Regions from separate parts of the Homo sapiens genome. Here region 2 is linked to region 1. Evidence: chromatin contacts called from ENCODE Hi-C or POLR2A ChIA-PET data. All regions are on one chromosome and are shown on one strand. Each heading gives the region's core, a stretch centred on a gene start or an enhancer-like site at or near the end of the contact. The rest is flanking DNA. Distances are from core to core; before and after follow the strand shown. Region 1 holds the start of MTG2 (mitochondrial ribosome associated GTPase 2). Region 2 holds the start of YTHDF1 (YTH N6-methyladenosine RNA binding protein F1).

Region 1 (4,390 bases), core at 550-3,049:
AAACGTATGTGTTCATATTCGATCACCGAAATGAGAGTTCTTAATTGCTAATTGACAAACGCGTTAGCAATTTCAGTTAGGGAGTCATCTCCCTTGATTGTGTTCTTTTCCTGTCAATTTTCATAGACCTAATTTGCAAACTCAATCGGGGACTAAAATTTCCCACTGAAAATGTTAAACATTTTAGATAACTGTGAAGATAGTTTATTTTTATTCCTTGCCAATCTGGGAATATGCCTTTTTTGTGTGTTTGTGTGTTTTTTTAAGTGCTGTATTAATAATACTTTCTGAAAGAAAAGGACACTTACCCCAAAACTTCAATCTGAAATGTCTTACATTAAGAATATCTTGAATGTTGTGTATATATTTTAAAAAGCACTTTGCAAAATAGTTTGTACATTTATTTCCTAATTTATACATGATTTTTGGTGTTAATATATTTAATGATTAATAACAGAATGTTTATTTAATGTGCTGTCCATTTTTATGTAATATTATGGGGAAAGTGATGCCAGCAGTTCCTTTTCATTATTCTATCTTCTGTCATATGAATGTTGAGCAAAGCTTAGGCCAACATGAATTGTTTGTGAAGTGTGGTTGATGGTGCTTTGTTTTTTTCTGACTACTTCTATGGAAGGCCAGTGAAGAAGCAAAGGAAGACATGAAAATTGACGCTCATTCTTCTTCCTATTGTTCCCTGACATCCAGCAAATTGTGAATTTGAAAAATGATGGCCAGTTTTCAGAAGTGCTGACAAATTCATATTGGTATGCAAAAGCTCATCACCCATTAAGGTTTGTTGTTGAATCAACAGTACTCAGCATATTAAAACAGTACATCAGAACTCATGCCAACAGTCTTTATGATGGGATTAAGGTGGACAAGATCTCCTAAGATCTGTGAATGGGATTAAGGTGGACAAGATCTCCTAAGATCTGAAAAGAAACCTTAATACGCTCATATGGTTGGAGTGTTAAGTGAACCTCTGATTTTGTCAGGGTTTTTCTACGTGTAGGCGTGAATAGGGGGCACCCCTTCAAAACTGTACAAAGAAGACGACTGTTTTCCATTTCCATTTAAACATTTTTAGCCACTTCATTTCTATTTATTGAACAGGTCAAATTTGTCTTGTTATTTGTGAGTACAGTACATTTAAAAAACATCCTTATCGGTTATTTTTTTTTCAGTCGGAGTTTGACGTATAAATTGTTTATGCTTTTGGTGTAATCTCTTAATAAACTGGTTCTTCAAAAATCATCCTATAAAGTGAGTTTTCATGAAGTTAACGGGATTTTGGTGTGATGTGTTTTGCAAATACTTATTACCGAGACCAGGTAGATCGTCACCTCGGCTCCCGGGCAGAGTTCGCGTGCGTCCGCACCGGATTCCCCGCGGCGGCAAGGCGAAGCCAGGGTAAGGGCGGTGGGGACGGCGCCCCGGGGCTGCCCTGCGGTCCCCACTGCCTGCTCTGCGTTGCCCCGTAGCCTCCTCGGGCAACGGCGGTGTCCTCGTCAGACCCGGGAGGTTCCGCAAACGCCGGAGGGGTCAGAGAAGCTGGGGGACCTTGGGCACCGGGTGGAACGGGCGGGGCGGCTGTCCTTGTGCTCGGGCAGCGAGGGCGCCGGCGAGAAGCGCGGCTGCAGCTGAGCGCTCCGCATCCCTCCTGCCGTTGCTCCTGCTTCCGCTACCAGGGACAAGGTCGCCTCTCGGTCCGTCGGCGTGTTTTCTGCACCTGCGCACTGGGCAAGCCTTGGGCTTCCGGAGCCAAAAGGCCCCGGAAGTGGTCGGCCGCTTGCGACGCTCCGGAAGTGACGTGCTTTCCCGAGCCGGTGAGTGCGGGAGCGGGGAGCGGGGAGCGTGGGCCTGGGGGGTGGTCGCGGCCCGGGCGCAAGGAGGGGCCTCGGCTTGGGCCGCGGGGTACCGGGGCGCTGGGAGCGGGAGAGGCCCCGGCCTAGGAGCTGAGAGGCCTGGAGGGCTGCCGGGCTGCGAACCCCGGCGGGACCGAGCGCTGCGGCCCTGGAGTAGCGAGCGCTCGGGCGGTGGGGAGCGGCGCCTTGCTCCCCGGTCCTGCCCCACTCTCTCCGCAGAACCGCGTTTTGGGGTCAGAAGTCTTGTCAGCCACCCCGGTGGTGCTCTGTCACGGGATGGGTGCCGTGTGTGAGTTCCGAGTCAAGTTGTTAGGAATTTGCCTTGATCCAGCGCTCTAAGTATTAAACATTTTAAAGTGATTATTGGCAGTATACAGTTGCACAAAACAACATAAATATATACACATTTGGATGATAAAACAACAATAAAGTTTTGTATTGTAAACGCGCCTCAGGGAGACGCATTTCCAGATAATTCACTGTCCGTGGCTGGCTTCTGCCCAGTGAGAGCGGGTTACCCGTTCTATTCCCATTTACGTTCTCGTAGCTGTGGATACCGAGGAACGGCGTTCACACAGACCTGTAGGTGGGAATTAGAGGGGTTGTTGGGCAGTGTCACTAGAGAAATACCTTTCTTTTGTAAAGGGGAGGACCCATTATAAAAGGGGGACGGGAAAGGAGAATTCAAATTGTTTTAAACGCAGGTTCGTCCTCAGGCAGTTCTGTTTTAGCAGAGAGAACGTAGCGAAACTTGGGCAGAAAATGGATTCCTTTGAAATTATCCTGGCCTTAGTCCCTTGGGAAGTCTGTGTAGGCGAACCTCAGTGAGAAGATTCCTGCCGTAAAATGCAGGTGTCAGCAGCATGCCAGGGAGGCCAGAGGATACTATGTGACTTTGGGCAAGTGACTGAACCTCTGTGAGTCTCAGCCTCCACTGCTTTAGATGGGCATAAAAAATGTAAAGTCAAGAATCAGGTTTCCGCTGGGCGCGGTGGCTCACGCCTGTAATCCCAGAACTTTGGGAGGCCAAGGCGGGCAGATCACGAGGTCAGGAGTTAAAGACCAGCCTGGCCAACATGGTGAAACCCCATCTCTACTAAAAATACAAAAAAGTAGCCGGGCGTGGTGGCAGGCGCCTGTAATCCCAGCTACTGGGGAGGCTGAGGCAGGAGAATCGCTTGAACCTGGGAGGTGGAGGTTGCAGTGAGCCGAGACCGCACCACTCTGCTCCAGCCTAGGCAACAGAGCGAGACTCTGTCTCAAAAACATACCCAAAAAAAAAAAATCAGGTTTCATGCTCACAGGAGGATTTGAGGAGGGTTTATAAAGGGACCGTTTGCAAAGGCAGAGTGCAGGTTAATGACAGTTGGTCCTTTAGCCTGGAACTGGTGGCAGTGGAGTTTCTACTCCTGGACTCCAAAGGATCAGGGAAGGCAGCAGTGATCGGGACAGGGAGAAGAGTCACTGGGGAGGGCTTCTTGGACTGGAGGTGTGAGCCTCAGTCTGAGTGGGCAGGGAGGTCCATGTCCCGGCCTCCTGCTCCTGCCTCCAGTCTCTGGTAGAGGGCCAGGTCCCAGTAGGTTTTCCTATGGGGCAAGCTCAGGCTCCTGACACACAGCACAGGGCAGGGTGGAAAGCTGGTCTGGAAAAGCAAATGGAAGATAGCTCGGCATGCAGTATTACCCCTCGCAGGGTATTATCGTTAGGAATACATTTAAAAGTGGATATATTGGTTGGGTGTGGTGGCTCGCGCCTGTAATCCCAGCACTTTGGGGGGCCGAGGCAGGTGGATTTCCTGAAGTCGGGAGTTCAAGACCAGCCTGGCCAACACGGTGAAACCCCGTCTCTATTAAAAATACAAAAATGAGCTGGGTGTGGTGGTGGGTGCATGTAATCCCAGGTACTCGGGAGGCTGAGGCGAGTGGATCACTTGAACCCATGAGGCGGAGGTTACAGTGAGCCAAGATCCCACCATTGCTCTCCAACCTGGGCTACAAGAGTGAAACTCTGCCTCAAATAAAAAAGAAAAAAAATGGCCAGGGCGTGGTGGCTGATGCTTGTAATCCCAGCAATTTGGGAGGCTGAGGTGGGCGGATCACGAGATCAGGAGTTCAAGACCAGCCTGGCCAACATGGTGAAACCCTGTCTCTACTAAAAATACAAAAATTAGCTGGGCGTGGTGGCATGCAGCTGTAATCCCAGCTACTCGGGAGGTTGAGGCAGGAGAATCCCTTGAACCCGGGAGGCAGAGGTTGCAGTGAGCTGAGATCATGCCACTGCACTCCAGCCTGGGCGACAGAGCGAGACTGTCTCCAAAAAAAATAAAAATAAAAAATAAAAAATAAAATATATACACATACATATATATACATGTATATGTATGTACACAAATTAGCTGAGCGTGGTGATGGGTGCCTGTAATCCCAGCTTCTTGGAACGCTGAAGCACAAGAATTGCTTGAACCCAGGAGGCGAAGGTTGCAGTGAGGTGAGATCATGCTATTGCACTCCAGCCTGGGAGTG
Region 2 (4,482 bases), core at 519-3,018, 1.0 Mb after region 1:
CTGAAGGACTGTTGGGAGCTATTATCTGACTCTCCACAGTGAACCCCAAATATCTGAGACAGGTCTCAGTTAATTTAGAAAATTTATTTTGCCAAGGTTAAGGACACACCCATGATACAACCTCAGGAGGTCTTGACAACATGTGCCCAAGGTAGTCGGGGGACAGCTTAGTTTTATACATTTTAGGGAGACATGAGAACCATCAATGTAAGATGTACATTGGTTTGGTCCGGAGAGGCGGGACAACTTGAAGCAGGGAGGGGGCTTCCAGGTCATAGGTAGATAAGAGACAAACGGCTGCATTCTTTCGAGTTTCTGATTAGCCTTTCCAAAGGAAGCAATCAGATAAGCATTTATCTCAGTGAGCAGGAATGACTCTGAGTTCTGTCCTTTGTCCACCAGGAATTTCCTTGTGGGCAAACTGTGGGGGAAGTATGTAACTTTTTTTGTCTTAGAAGCTATCTTTTTCAGGAATAGAATGGGAGGCAGGTTTGCCCTCAGCAGTTCTCAGCGTAGCTTTCTCCCTTTGGCTCAGTGATTTGGGTGCCCCAAGACTGGTTTTCCTTTTACACCACTTACCTTCCCACTGTTATTATGCTCAGCCAGAAAAAGCAAGCAAAGGTAAATAAAGTGCTGGGCCTTTTCCAATCTTAAAACACGATGAACCGTATTTGGTTACACCTGAGCTGACACACAAACTGGCTAAAAAAGTGTTCCAAGTAAACGTGAAGTGTCACTTAACAGTTTTCACATGAGTGCGCTCTGAGGGTTTATCCCAAGCCATAATGTCACAGGAGATGCTAACAGACTTGGAAAACGGGCTGCAACTACCGGGGATGTGGAGCTTAGCCTGCAGAACCTTGGACTGCCCCTCTCCTAGAGCAGCCCCTGCTGGGCGGAAAAAGGCAAGTCGCTCAACCCCTGCGGCCATGTCCACCCGGCTCTCCTACCTCCCCTTCCCCAAAGCAAATCCATGATCATGCGGTGGGGAGAGACGGGCCCAAACTACTCTGAGCAATCATTTATTCACTTCTTGAGAAGCCCCTGTCTTCGACCTGTCAAATCTCCCAGAATCGTCGCACAACCTCAAGTTTTATCTCCCTGAAGCTGGCGGAAGAGAGAAAGTTTCCGGTTCCAGACGCAGCTTCCTGGACCGTTCCTTCCCCGTCCTCCTCCACTCCAGCCCGCGCCGGCCGTCCCGGGACTCCGCTCACCTTTATTATCTTGTCCTTTTGTTCTCTGCACCGCCGCAGGCCGGGACGTGGGGTACACACAACCCGGGGGAAGAGGGAAACACAAAGTTATTCACCAGAGAACTGGTCTCCAACGGGCCGCGAGCTCCGCCGGCCCCGACGCGCGGTCACGTGCGACCCCGGCCCCGAGACCCCGGTCCCGCCTGGGCCCGGCCTCCGCGACCCCGGGCTCTGCGTTCCAGCCCCAGGACCTCAACCCAGACCCCGCGCCTCGGCCCCGGCCGCGGCCCCTGTAACCCGGCCCCGCTACCTGGGTGTCCACGCTGGTGGCCGACATGCTTCATGAACAACTAGACGCGGGGCCGGGGCGCCCGCCGGCTCGGGCCTCCCCTAGAGGCCGGGCCTGTCACCCTAGCTCGCGCGGCCCCGGGCCCCGCCGCCAATTCCCCGGGCGCCGGCCGGGCGGCGGCGGCGGCTGCTGGGCGCGCGGGCCCCTGGCGAGGCGGCAGCGGCGGTGAGCCCGGGACGCGGACGCACTGAGGAGGCGTCGACTCCAATGGCGGCGGCGGCGGCGACAGCAGCGGCGACGGCGGCGGCAGGGGACGAGACTGCGCGGCGTCAGCGTGCACGCGGGGCAGGCCGGGAGCGCCGCGCCGGGCCGCCACACTTCGCGCCTGCGCGCTCCCGTCTTACGGGATGGATTTCGCTCTCAGGTCCCAGTCTCGTGCGGCGGGGCGGGGACCGCAGCCGGCTGGGCGGGGAAGCCCTGAGCCGGGGAAGTCACGTGGGGCGTGTCCGGAGGCGCCGCGGGGCCTGGCGGGAAGGGGCTGGCGGGCTGCTGCCAGGTGTACAGCCGCCCACACACACCCCGGCCACAGCCGCACCCCCGACGCGCTACCGGCACTGAGGCCTCTGTAGTTTTCCCCAAGGTCCGAAGACTAAACGCTGTTCTGGTCCGACAGCTGGGCTACGGGTCTGTCCGGGGTCGGTCTGCCCTTCCCCCGCGCGCAAACACCTGCCCGCCCAGAGCTCCGAGCCCCCGCGTGTTCCAGGTCGCGCGCCTCGGCCCTTGCCGCGGGACCTGCGGGCTTTGTTCGCTTTGCGGCCCTGGCCTTCAGCCGCAGCGGAGCCCTGGGCCCGGTCCCGGAGGTCAGCTGTTGTGTGGATGCACCCCTGGACCTGCGAGAGGCTCGCCGGCTTATAACCAAGTTCTCATGTTAGATTCTTGACCCCGATTTCATCACCAGGAGGAAAAGCAGTGCTCTGTGCCCCAGCCTAGGCCGGGCCAGGGGACTTGTCATCTTTGTTCGAGGATGGACAGCCCCTTCTTAGCAGCAACTGTGCAAAGAGAGCCCAGTTCTCAGTTCCTAACCCCTCAGCATCCCCAACCTGGACGCCCTTCTGGTCAAGGTGTTGAATTTCGCTCCCTGCAGCCAGTATCCAATCCTGCCACCCTTGTGGCTAACTCCCTACAGAGGCTTCCAGGTTGATATTTTTCTTTCCAGCTCTGGCAGCTGTAACATCTTCACGTGGCCTGGATCTGGGTCCTGCTAAAGGAGAAAGACCTGGAATGGGGTGTCAGGCAGGTTGACGTCAAATGAGTGTTTTCCACAAAGTGGGCCCGGGCAGATGCGCTAAGCAGGGTGAACAGTGACAGCAGGGACGGCAATGGAGTCCCAAGACGGCTCCAAGCCTGGACATCCGCATCAGTGGGGTAGCAGACAGCCTCTCACACTGCTGCAGGAGGAGGTGGAAACTGCCCCCAGCAGGCCGGTCAGCCACAGAGAGGACTGCTGCTCCAAGTTGCTCCAGGTCTCCCTGGAGCCCTGCCTCGCCTAAAGCTGGGGAAAGCGGGCTGGGCTTGTTTCCCTGGAACAGAGCTGGGGGATGTCTGGTGCCCTGAGGATGAATCTGGATCCCCTGGGACTTTGATGTGTTTGGGCCATGGGCAGACATCTCAGGCCAGGATGAAATCTGTGCATTTGGGGTACATCCGAAAATGAACAGCACGTTTCCAGGATGGTGGCCCACATGGAGAAGATGTGTGGGGATTGTAGGGACAGTGGGGTCCCTGGGGGCACCCTGCCACCTGCTTCTGTGTGATAAGGCCTGCGCATCCTGGGCAGGCCCTGAGTGCCTGCTTCCCAGGACACTGAACTGTTTGGCGGCCAAGACTGCAGCAAGGGGGTGTCTGGGTGGTCAGAGTAGACACTCGGACTCTTGGAGCCCCTGTCTGTCTTCTCACCCAGCTCCCATCCCTGGGCCAGGACGGTGCAGTGGTCACCACTGGAGTTCAGAGCCTCACAGCCAGTTACAGGGCCTTCAGCCTCAGGCCTACTTTCCTCCTCCGTGGTGGGTTAATTACTCCCCTTTCACAGGATGAGTGTGTGGAAGAAACTGGGTATGCAGCCCTTGGCGTCAGGCCAGGGCTCTGTCAACACTGGCTGTTACCTGCTGCCTTCACCCACAAATGCCCAGCCAGTCACAGGAGGCAGCACTGGCCCTGCGGGAAGTGGCCACTCCGAGCTTAGGGGCCTTCTTAGATGGCTGAGTGCCGGCAATGCAGGACCCTGGAGGTGTTTCAGTTTCCTGGAGCTATCTCAACAAAGTACCCGGAACTGGGGGGCTTAAAATAACGGCAATTTATTCTCTCCCAGTTCTGGAGGCCAGAAGTCTCAGATCAGTATTGCTGGGCTGAAGTGGAGACAGAAGCTCCTTCCAGGGCCCTCGGGGAGGATCCTAGCCTCCTCCAGCCTCCGGTGGAGGCCGCAGCCCTTCCTGGTCTTTCCTCCTCGCCTCCGTCACCTCATGGCCTTTTCCTCTGTGCCTGTGTCTCTTCTTATAAGGACACTCATCTGGATTTAGAGCCCACCCTAATCCAGGATAACCTCATCGTCTTGTGATTATATCTGCAAAGAACCTATTTCTAAATAAAGTCACGCAGGTACCAGGTGGACATGAGTTTTGGGGGTACACTCTTCAGCTCACTACAGAGATCACTGGGGAGGCCTCACAGTGATGCCTATGGAGAGATTTTGGAGGGTGACTCCTGGGGCTGAGTAGGTTCTACTCACAAATGTAGATGGAAGGAGAGGCCCCCACAGTGAGGCCTGAGGAGGCACCACCATGCCAGCCTAGCCCCACTGGCCAGGGAAGAGGCTGGCAGGATCCCACAGCCACTGCCCGGACCCACCCAGGCTTTTGCTGTGAACTCCAGAAGGCTCCATGCTGACCCTGACATGGAAGGAGACTGGGGGCTGCCCAGGGGCAGGACAGGTCTGGTTGGCGG

Evidence for each region. Hi-C counts contacts between places; a loop is a spot of excess contacts on that map. ChIA-PET counts read pairs that join two places held with the same protein, here RNA polymerase II (POLR2A). Pooled maps may share reads with other maps.
Region 2: a map of CD4-positive, alpha-beta T cell shows a loop between it and region 1 (8-fold over the local background). The contact joins the promoter of YTHDF1 here to the promoter of MTG2 in region 1. A Hi-C loop is called at or near these places in 1 of 168 maps with a recorded cell type or tissue (CD4-positive, alpha-beta T cell), 1 of 37 single-sample maps with no recorded cell type and 11 of 50 pooled maps. POLR2A ChIA-PET finds 5 or more read pairs at or near these places in 1 of 52 experiments (H1).

What each region holds. Positions count from the first base shown.
Region 1 is chr20:62,181,229-62,185,618 of GRCh38, forward strand. It overlaps MTG2 (mitochondrial ribosome associated GTPase 2), which reads left to right and starts at 1,800. Exons shown (of 7, transcript NM_015666.4): 1 at 1,800-1,829. SS18L1 (SS18L1 subunit of BAF chromatin remodeling complex) reads left to right here. Exons shown (of 11, transcript NM_198935.3): 11 at 1-1,286. RefSeq lists silencers at 1,429-1,618, 1,658-1,842, 1,849-2,018.
Region 2 is chr20:63,214,363-63,218,844 of GRCh38, forward strand. It overlaps YTHDF1 (YTH N6-methyladenosine RNA binding protein F1), which reads right to left and starts at 1,769. Exons shown (of 5, transcript NM_017798.4): 1 at 1,504-1,769; 2 at 1,215-1,239. The coding sequence starts at 1,530. RefSeq lists silencers at 1,642-1,711, 1,842-2,121.